Regions from separate parts of the Homo sapiens genome. Here region 1 is linked to region 2. Evidence: chromatin contacts called from ENCODE Hi-C or POLR2A ChIA-PET data. All regions are on one chromosome and are shown on one strand. The core of a region is the stretch at or near the end of the contact, and the rest is flanking DNA. Distances in the headings are between cores, read along the strand shown.

Evidence for each region. A loop is a pair of places that touch in the nucleus more often than their neighbours do. ChIA-PET counts read pairs that join two places held with the same protein, here RNA polymerase II (POLR2A). Pooled maps may share reads with other maps.
Region 1: a loop to region 2 is called in a pooled map, with 2.2 times the contacts of the local background. The contact joins two enhancer-like sites. A Hi-C loop is called at or near these places in 2 of 50 pooled maps. POLR2A ChIA-PET finds 5 or more read pairs at or near these places in 4 of 52 experiments (GM12878, Panc1, activated B cell and 1 more).

Annotation. Positions count from the first base shown.
Region 1 is chr16:15,549,598-15,553,787 of GRCh38, forward strand. The region is part of intron 2 of MPV17L-BMERB1 (MPV17L-BMERB1 readthrough); the gene reads left to right. All of the region lies in intron 2 of BMERB1 (bMERB domain containing 1), which reads left to right. Among named protein-coding and RNA genes, the nearest start is that of MIR6506, 59 kb to the right of the region's middle. Within about 2 kb of position 1,379, at least 4 of the 41 ENCODE cell types and tissues checked have a DNase peak (open chromatin) inside an H3K27ac peak, as active enhancers do.
Region 2 is chr16:15,679,874-15,683,505 of GRCh38, forward strand. The region is part of intron 4 of NDE1 (nudE neurodevelopment protein 1); the gene reads left to right. Among named protein-coding and RNA genes, the nearest start is that of NDE1, 31 kb to the left of the region's middle. RefSeq lists an enhancer at 2,259-2,553. Within about 2 kb of position 2,363, at least 5 of the 41 ENCODE cell types and tissues checked have a DNase peak (open chromatin) inside an H3K27ac peak, as active enhancers do.

The DNA of each region.
Region 1 (4,190 bases), core at 129-2,628, 130 kb before region 2:
GAACCCAGGAGGCGGAGGTTGCAGTGAGCTGAGATCACGCCACTGCACTCCATCCTGGCGACAGAGTGAGACATTGTCTAAAAAAAAAAAAAAAAATTCCTAAACAGGAGGGGCTTAGGGCCAGCCAGTTGGTCACATGAAACAATCAGGGGACTTACCTTAGAGCTGCCTTCGCAGTAGGGAGTCCATGGTTTTTAGTGAGATTTGTGTCGTACAAATTAATTAAAATTGCATAGTTTCTATCAAGTTTTTTTCTTACACTTTCCACAAAATTGGGAAAAATGTCTATTTCCCATTTCTTTATTTCATTTTCTCTTATTGCTTCTATCCTACCTGATATTTCCCATTTCAAAAGCACGTTTTTTTTTTTGAGATGCAGTCTTGCTCTGTCGCCCAGGCTGGAGTGCAGTGGTGCCATCTCGGCTCACTGCAAGCTCCACCTCCCGGGTTCACGCCATGCTCCTGCCTCAGCTTCCCGAGTAGCTGGGACTACAAGCACCTACCACCATTTTTTGTGTTTTTTAGTAGAGACAGGGTTTCACTGTGTTAGCCAGGATGGTCTCTATCTCCTGACCTCGTGATCCACCCCGCCTCGGCCTCCCGAAGTGCTGGGATTACAGGTGTGAGCCACCGCGCCCGGCCCAAAAGCACTTTTTAAATGTTGAGGTGGTTTGAAGGCTAATGGAAATTACGAGGTGGGACTGAAACCATTCCCTGCCATCCCTAAGAAAGCCCACTCCTTGGAACTGCCACTGGTGAAAGTCTCACTCTGTCACCCAGGCCAGAGTGCAGTGGCACAATCTCAGCTCACTGCAACCTCTGCCTCCCAGGTTCAAGCGATCCTCCCACCTCAGCCCCGCAAGTTGCTGGGACTACAGGTGCCCACCACCATGCCTGGCTAATTTTTTTTTTTTTTTTTAAGTAGAGACGGGGTTTCACCGTATTGCCCAGGCTGATCTCAAACTCCTGAGCTCAAGTGATCTGCCTGCCTCAGCCTCCCAAAGTGCTGGGATTACAGGCATGAGCCACCGCGCCCGGCCTGAAAGCATTTTAGAAGGCTCCTGACTGAAAGAACGGGATAAAGTAAGGGGGTATGGGAACAGAAGATGACAGCCTGGTATATCTGGGTGACATGCGTAGGCAGTCTGTTGTAGTGGCAATTGTCAGGGCTCTGGAGTTAGACTGTCTTCTTTCAAATCTTGCAAGCTGTCTGATCTCGGGCGATTTACTTAACCTCTCTGAGAGTTCTGTAAAGTGGAGAATAAGAATACCACCCTACAGATGATGAGGATTCAATGAGATTGGGCTGGATACAAATCAGCTTTTGTTGGCATCAGCTTGAGAGGAGGGATGGACTTGGGAGTGGAGAGGGTGGATTTGGGGGAGAGGACGCCACACAGTGGCAGGAACTCGCAGCAGGTGACTGAGAGTGGAAGGCACAAGAGAGCCCAGATGCTGAGCCAGCTCAGAATAGAAACGGTATTGATAGCAGAATGCAAAGCAGTATCACTCGAATGACGGATGTTTAATTGGATTTCTCCAGGGCTGACTCACCGCCTTTGATAGATGCGATTGCCCTCGTGGTGTCTATCATGAGACTTGAAATTTTTCCACCTGCACCTGCAGTCTTTAGGCCTTGTTTCAACAAAATGCAGTACTGTGTGTACCCTCCATGCCTGCCAGCCTTCCTTCCTTCCTTGTGTATTTACTGCAATGTATCAGGGACGGGGTGGTGTGCTAGAACCATGAAGGAAAAAGGCAAAGTCCCTTAAAGGAGGTGCAGTCTGTTGAGGCAGAAACACAAATGCCTAGATGGTTCTGGAATGCCTAGATGTCAATGGGATAACAAGGGGGCTATGGCTGCAGGAAGGAAGAGGACCTGATGTAGCTGAGGGCATCAGGAAGATTCCAGAAGGAGAAGGGATTAGTGAAGCTGCAGAGCACTTAGTTTGAGACAAAGATTTCTGAGCTGAGGGAGGAGTTGGGCAAAGGCTTGAGTGCAGGAGTTCAAGAGAACTCCTTGGGGCCAGGCTTTACACAGGGATGCACATGGGCTGTGTACCAGTCTGTTCTGACACTGCTGTAAAGATACTACCCGAGACTGGGTCATTTATAAAGGAAAGAAGTTTAATTGACTCACAGTTCTGCATGGCTGGGGAGGCCTCAGGAAACTTGCAGTCATGGCAGACGGCGAAGGGAAAGCAAGCACGTCTTACGTGGCGGCAGGAGAGAGACAGCACAAGAGAAAATGAGTGTAGGAAGTGCCACATTTAAAACCAGCAGCTCTCTTGAACTCCTGCACTCAAGCGATCCTCCTGCCTCGGCCTCCCTTAGTTCTGGGATAACAGGCAGGAGCTGCTGTGCCCACCTGGAGCTTAATCTCTGTTCACATCTTTAATTATTCTGGGCCAGCTTAGCCAAAGGCCTTAGGGGTAGGGTTAGGGACACCAAGGGCCAGTCTTCTATCCACTTCACAGCTCGCTGGGCCCTCCAAGGGAAGGACTATGTGTCTCATTCTAGGCACTGGTAAGAGTCTGGGGGAAAAAAAATCAAAAATAACAAGTGGACGCGGTGGCTCACACCTGTAATCCCAGCACTTTGGGAGGCCGAGGTGGGTGGATCACTTGAGGTCAGGAGTTCAAGACCAGCCTCGTCAACATGGTGAAACCCCGTCTCTACTGAAAATACAAAAATTAGCAGGGTATGGTGGTGTGCCCCTGTAATCCCAGCTACTCAGGAGGCTGAGGCACGAGGATTGCTTGAACCTGGGAGGCAGAGGTTGCAGTGAGCTGAGATTGCACCACTGCACTCCGGCCTGGGCGACAGAACGAGACTCCATCTCAAAAAAAAAAAGAAGAAGAAGAAGAAGAAATGAACTCACAACACTTACTGTCTCCTTCAAAGGAGTGAAGGATGTGCAGAGGGCTAAGTGCGGTCCCAGAAACTGCCAGGTAGCATCAGTGAGCAGGTGCAGGAAATCTGTTGGCCAACCTTGCATGCACTGGGCACGGCCCAGTTCCCTGCCAGAGCCCAGAGAAGAAAACAAGCTCTGGTCTCAGTCGAAGCAGTGGGGTGGGAAGAGCCCTGCTGTCTCGCCACATGGCCTTGGTAGCTGGCCTATGTCTCAATGTCTCTTGAAAGTGAAAATAGATCAGGAGGGCTGACACGTAGTAGGCGCTCAAGAACTGTTTTCTGGATGAGTCAGTGAATTGGTGAACAGCATTCACCTCTCTGGGCATTGATTTCTTCATTCATGTAAGGTGAGAGCTCTTCTAGCTGCAGAAATTTCTTTAGAGCCAGGCACAGTGGCTCACCCCTGTTATCTCAGTACTTTGGGAGGCCAAGGCAGGAGAATGGCTTCAGCCCAGGAGTTTGAGACCAGCCTGAGCAACATAGTGAGACCCCCATCTCTACCAGACATTTTTTTTGAGATGGAGTCTCACTCTGTTGCCCAGGCTGGAGTTCAGTGGTACGATCTCAGCTCACTGAAACCTCCATCTCCCAGGTTCAAGCAATTCTCCTGCCTCGGCTTCCCGAGTAACTGGGATCACAGGCATGCACCACCATGCCCGGCTAGTTTTTGTATTTTTAGTAGAGATGGAGTTTCGCCATGTTGGCTAGGCTGGTCTTGAACTCGTGACCTGAATTGATCCACCTGCCTCGGCCTCCCGAAGTGCTGTGACTACAGGCATGAGCCACCGTGCCTGGCCCAAAACGTTTTTTTAAAATTACCAAGGCGTGGTGGCATGCGCCTGTAGTCCCAACTACTTGGAAGGCTGAGGCAGGAGGATTGCTCTAGCCAGGAGGTCAAGGCTGCAGTGAGCTATGATTACACTCCTGTAAGTTCAGCAAAATATTTCTGTAAAGGGCCAAGTACTAAACACCTTAGGCTCTACAGAGTGTACAGTCTCTGTCGTGATTACTCACCTCTGCCACTGTCGGGAAAAACAGCCACAGACAATGCTGAAATGAATGGACATGACTTCGTTCCAATAGCATGTTATTCACAGATGCTGAACTTTGAATTTCATATAATTTTCATTTATCAGAAAATGTTATGATTTTGATTTTCCCCAAGTATTTAAAAATGAAAATTAAACTATTCTTAGTTCGTGAGTTGTACCAAAACAGGCAGTGGGCCAGATTTTGACTGTGGGCTATAGTTTGCCAACCCCAGCTAAAGATTGAGG
Region 2 (3,632 bases), core at 1,113-3,612:
ATTCAAGTGATTCTCCTGCCTCAACCTCCGGAGTAGCTGGGATTACAGGTGTGTGTTACCACACCCGGCTAATTTTTGTATTTTTAGTAGAGATGGGATTTCACCATGTTGGCCAATCTGGTCTCATACTCCTGACCTGAGGTGATCTGCCTGCCTCGGTCTCCGAAAGTGCTGGGATTACGGGCTTGAGCCACCATACCCAGCCAGAGATGATGAATTCTTTTATGTTCTTGATTTATTTGGTTTTCTTAGGTGGTTTACTTGGCTGAGCTTACAGCCCAAATTCTGTCTCCCCTTTGATGGGCAGTAGCTGAAATCTCTTTGCTTTTTTTAGCCGTAACTGGGCTGCTTTGTGTCTGCTCTGTGCACGTGTGGTTTGGGGGAGGCCAGAGATGTGGGAAGATACTATATTCAGAATGTGGGGGGGCCCACGGTGATAGATTTCTATCCCTGGAGCTTTAGGCAAAAATCTTGTAAAGATGCAGACTTCACCCAGTCTTGTTCTGTTTTTCTAAGCGTTGTTTTCCAGTTCCTGCCAGTGCACTCAGATTATTGTTGTAAACATTTTACTTAGAATTTATACGAGGTTTGATCTGATACAGGTTTCCTGGTCATTACCAGAAGTGGAAATTCCTTTCTTGTCAATCTGTAGGAGTTCTTTGCATATATATATTTTTTGAGATGGAGTCTCGCTCTGTCTCCCAGGCTGGAGCTGGAGTTCAGTGGTGTGATCTCAGGTCACTGCAACCACTGCCTTCCTGCTTCAAGTGATTCTCCTGCCTCAGCCTCCCAAGTAGCTGGGATTACAGGCGCCCCCCACCACGCCTGGCTAATTTTTGTATTTTTAGCAGAGACGGAGTTTTGCGATGTTGGAGAGGCTGGTCTTGAACTCCTGACCTCAAGTGATCCACCTGCCTCAGATTCCCAAAGCTGGAATTACAGGCATGAACCACTGTGCCTGGCCCTTTGTATATTTTTACTACTAATCTTTTCTCCTGCATTGAAAATAATTTTTTCCGTGGTAATCTTTTGTTTGTTGACTTTGTCTATTGTATCATTTTCCATACAAATATTTCCTTTTTTCTCTTTTGAAAAAAAATTTTTTATACATGTATTTTTCATTTTTAGGTCATCAGTTACATCTTTTTTTAAATACCTTCTAGGTTTGCAGATTTCACTAGGGAAGTCTCCTTGGTTCTTGATTGTTCATGTGTTTTGTGTTTTTTTTGCAATATTTTTTAATTGTTTAATTTTTTTGTATCCTTATTCCTTAGTCTGCAATGAATTTATTTTTGTATCTAGTATAAGATACAAGTTCAATTTTATTTTTATTTTCTTTAGGTGGATAGCCCAGTTGTGCCAGCACTGTTAAACACTGCCTTTTTTTTTTTTTTTTTTTTTTTTTTTTTTGAGACTGGGCCTCGCTCCATTGCCCAGAGTAGAGTGCCATGGTGCAATTACAGCTCACTGGAGCCTTGACCTCCTGGGGCAAGTGATTCTCCCACCTCAGCCTCCTGAGTGTCTGGGACTATAGGCATGTGCCACTATACCTGGCTAATTTTTGTATTTTTTGTAGATACAGGGTTTTTCCATGTTGCCTAGGCTGGTCTCAAAGTCCTGGACTCGGTCTGTCCACCTTGGCCTCCCAAAGTGCTGGGATTATAGGCATGAGCCACCATACCCGGCCTTTGGCATATTTTAAAATTGGGTTGTTCGTTGTTTTTTTTCCCATGATTTCTAGGAGATTTTTATATATTTGTCTGTGACATGAATGGACAGTATTGGGAGTTTGTCATTTGTTTCCAGCTTTGTCTGATGTATATTTTATTGTACAGAGTTACTGATTTGTTTTGTTTTGAGTCAGAGTCTTGCCCTATGGCCCAGGCTGGAGTGCAGGTGCAGGATCTCGGCTAACTGCAACCTCCACCCTCCCAGGTTCAAGCTATTCTCCTGCCTCAGCCTCCCAAGTAGCTGGGATTACAGGCGCCCACTGCCACGCCTGGCTAATTTTTGTATTTTTAGCGGAGATGGGGTTTCACCATGTTGGCCAGGCTGGTATTTGATTTTTTTGTAGTCAGATTTCTTAGTCATAGTTAGAAGGGCCTTGTGCACTCCAAGGTTTATAAAGCAATTAGCCAAGTGTTTTCTTGTAGTATTTTTGTTTTTTCTTTCTTTTCTATTTTTATTTTTGTACTAAACGTGCATTGTTTTTGTTAATACAATTTGGCCAAATGCTGAATAGTTTAGTGTTAAAAATCGGATGAGGTAGAAGCCCAGTTCACCATTATAGAATCAATAAAGTTCTAGGTCACCAAAGTTTTATGTATTTATGTTTTGAGACAAGGTCTCTCTCTGTCGCCCCTGCTGGAGTGCAGTGGCACGATCACTTCAGCCTCCCCAGTAGCTGGGACTACAGTCATGTGCCACCATGACTCACTAATTTGTGTATTCTTTGTAAAGACCGGGTTTCTCCATGTTGCCTAGGCTCCAAAGCTTTATTTTAAAGACTTGAAAATGTTACAATTTTGTGCAAGTTTAATAGTTATATTTAGAACGTTTGACAGTCTTCTCCAAGAACAAGAGTTTCTCAGCACCATCAGCTGTTTGATTGCTCTCATGGTCCTTCTTCTATACGTCCCTCAAACGAAACTACTCACTTTTAACTGAGGACAGGCACTTTGTATAAGAATAACCTTGAAAAGTGTGCAGGACCTAATTGGAAGTAACTAAAAATTAAATACATTTCCTAAAGGTTACTTTGTTTCATATGAGTACTAAGATGCCAAAAAGTTTTACAAAAATTCAAATAGATTTAATCTAGTTTTACTCTTTTCATAAGTTTTTCATTTTATTTTATTTATTTATTTTTGAGACAGAGTCTTGCTCTGTAGCCCAGGCTGGAGTGCAGTGGTGCGATCTTAGCTCACTGCAGCCTCTGCCTCCCAGGTTCAAATGATTTTCCTGCCTCAGCCTCTCGAGTAGCTGGGACTACATTGCATGTGCCATTATGCCCAGCTAATTTTTCTATTTTTAGTAGAAATGGGGTCTCACCATGGTCCTGACCTCAAGCGATCCACCACCTCGGCCTCCCAAAGTGCTGGGATTATAGCCGTTAGCTCTCACACCCAGTCCAACTTACACATTTTTTTTTTTTAAAGAGATGGGGTCACACAGTGTTTCCCAGGCTGGTCTCAAACTCCTGGATTCAAACAATCTTCCCATCTCGGCTTGCCAAAGTGTTGGGATTACAAGCATGAGCCACTGTGCCCAGCCAATTCCATGGACTTTTAAAGCATTTTTTGGCTCAAAAAGGATATGTTCTTAGTTATCTAACCAGTATATCTCTTTATATTTACTGAAAATCTGTTTTCCTATTTAAGTATTTTCAGGTTCTCAATAACTGCACATGAAATTAACAGCTTTCATAGTCACAAATTATTGCAATATTTTGCTGTTATACTAAATATGGGTTTTTTTTGTTTGTTTTTAAGACAGAGTCTAGCTCTGTTACCCAGGCTGGAGTGCATTGGCACAATCTTGGCTCACTGCAAGCTCCGCCTCCCAGGTTCATGCCATTCTCCTGGCCTCAGCCTCCCGAGTACCTGGGACAACAGGCACCCGCTACCACGAAC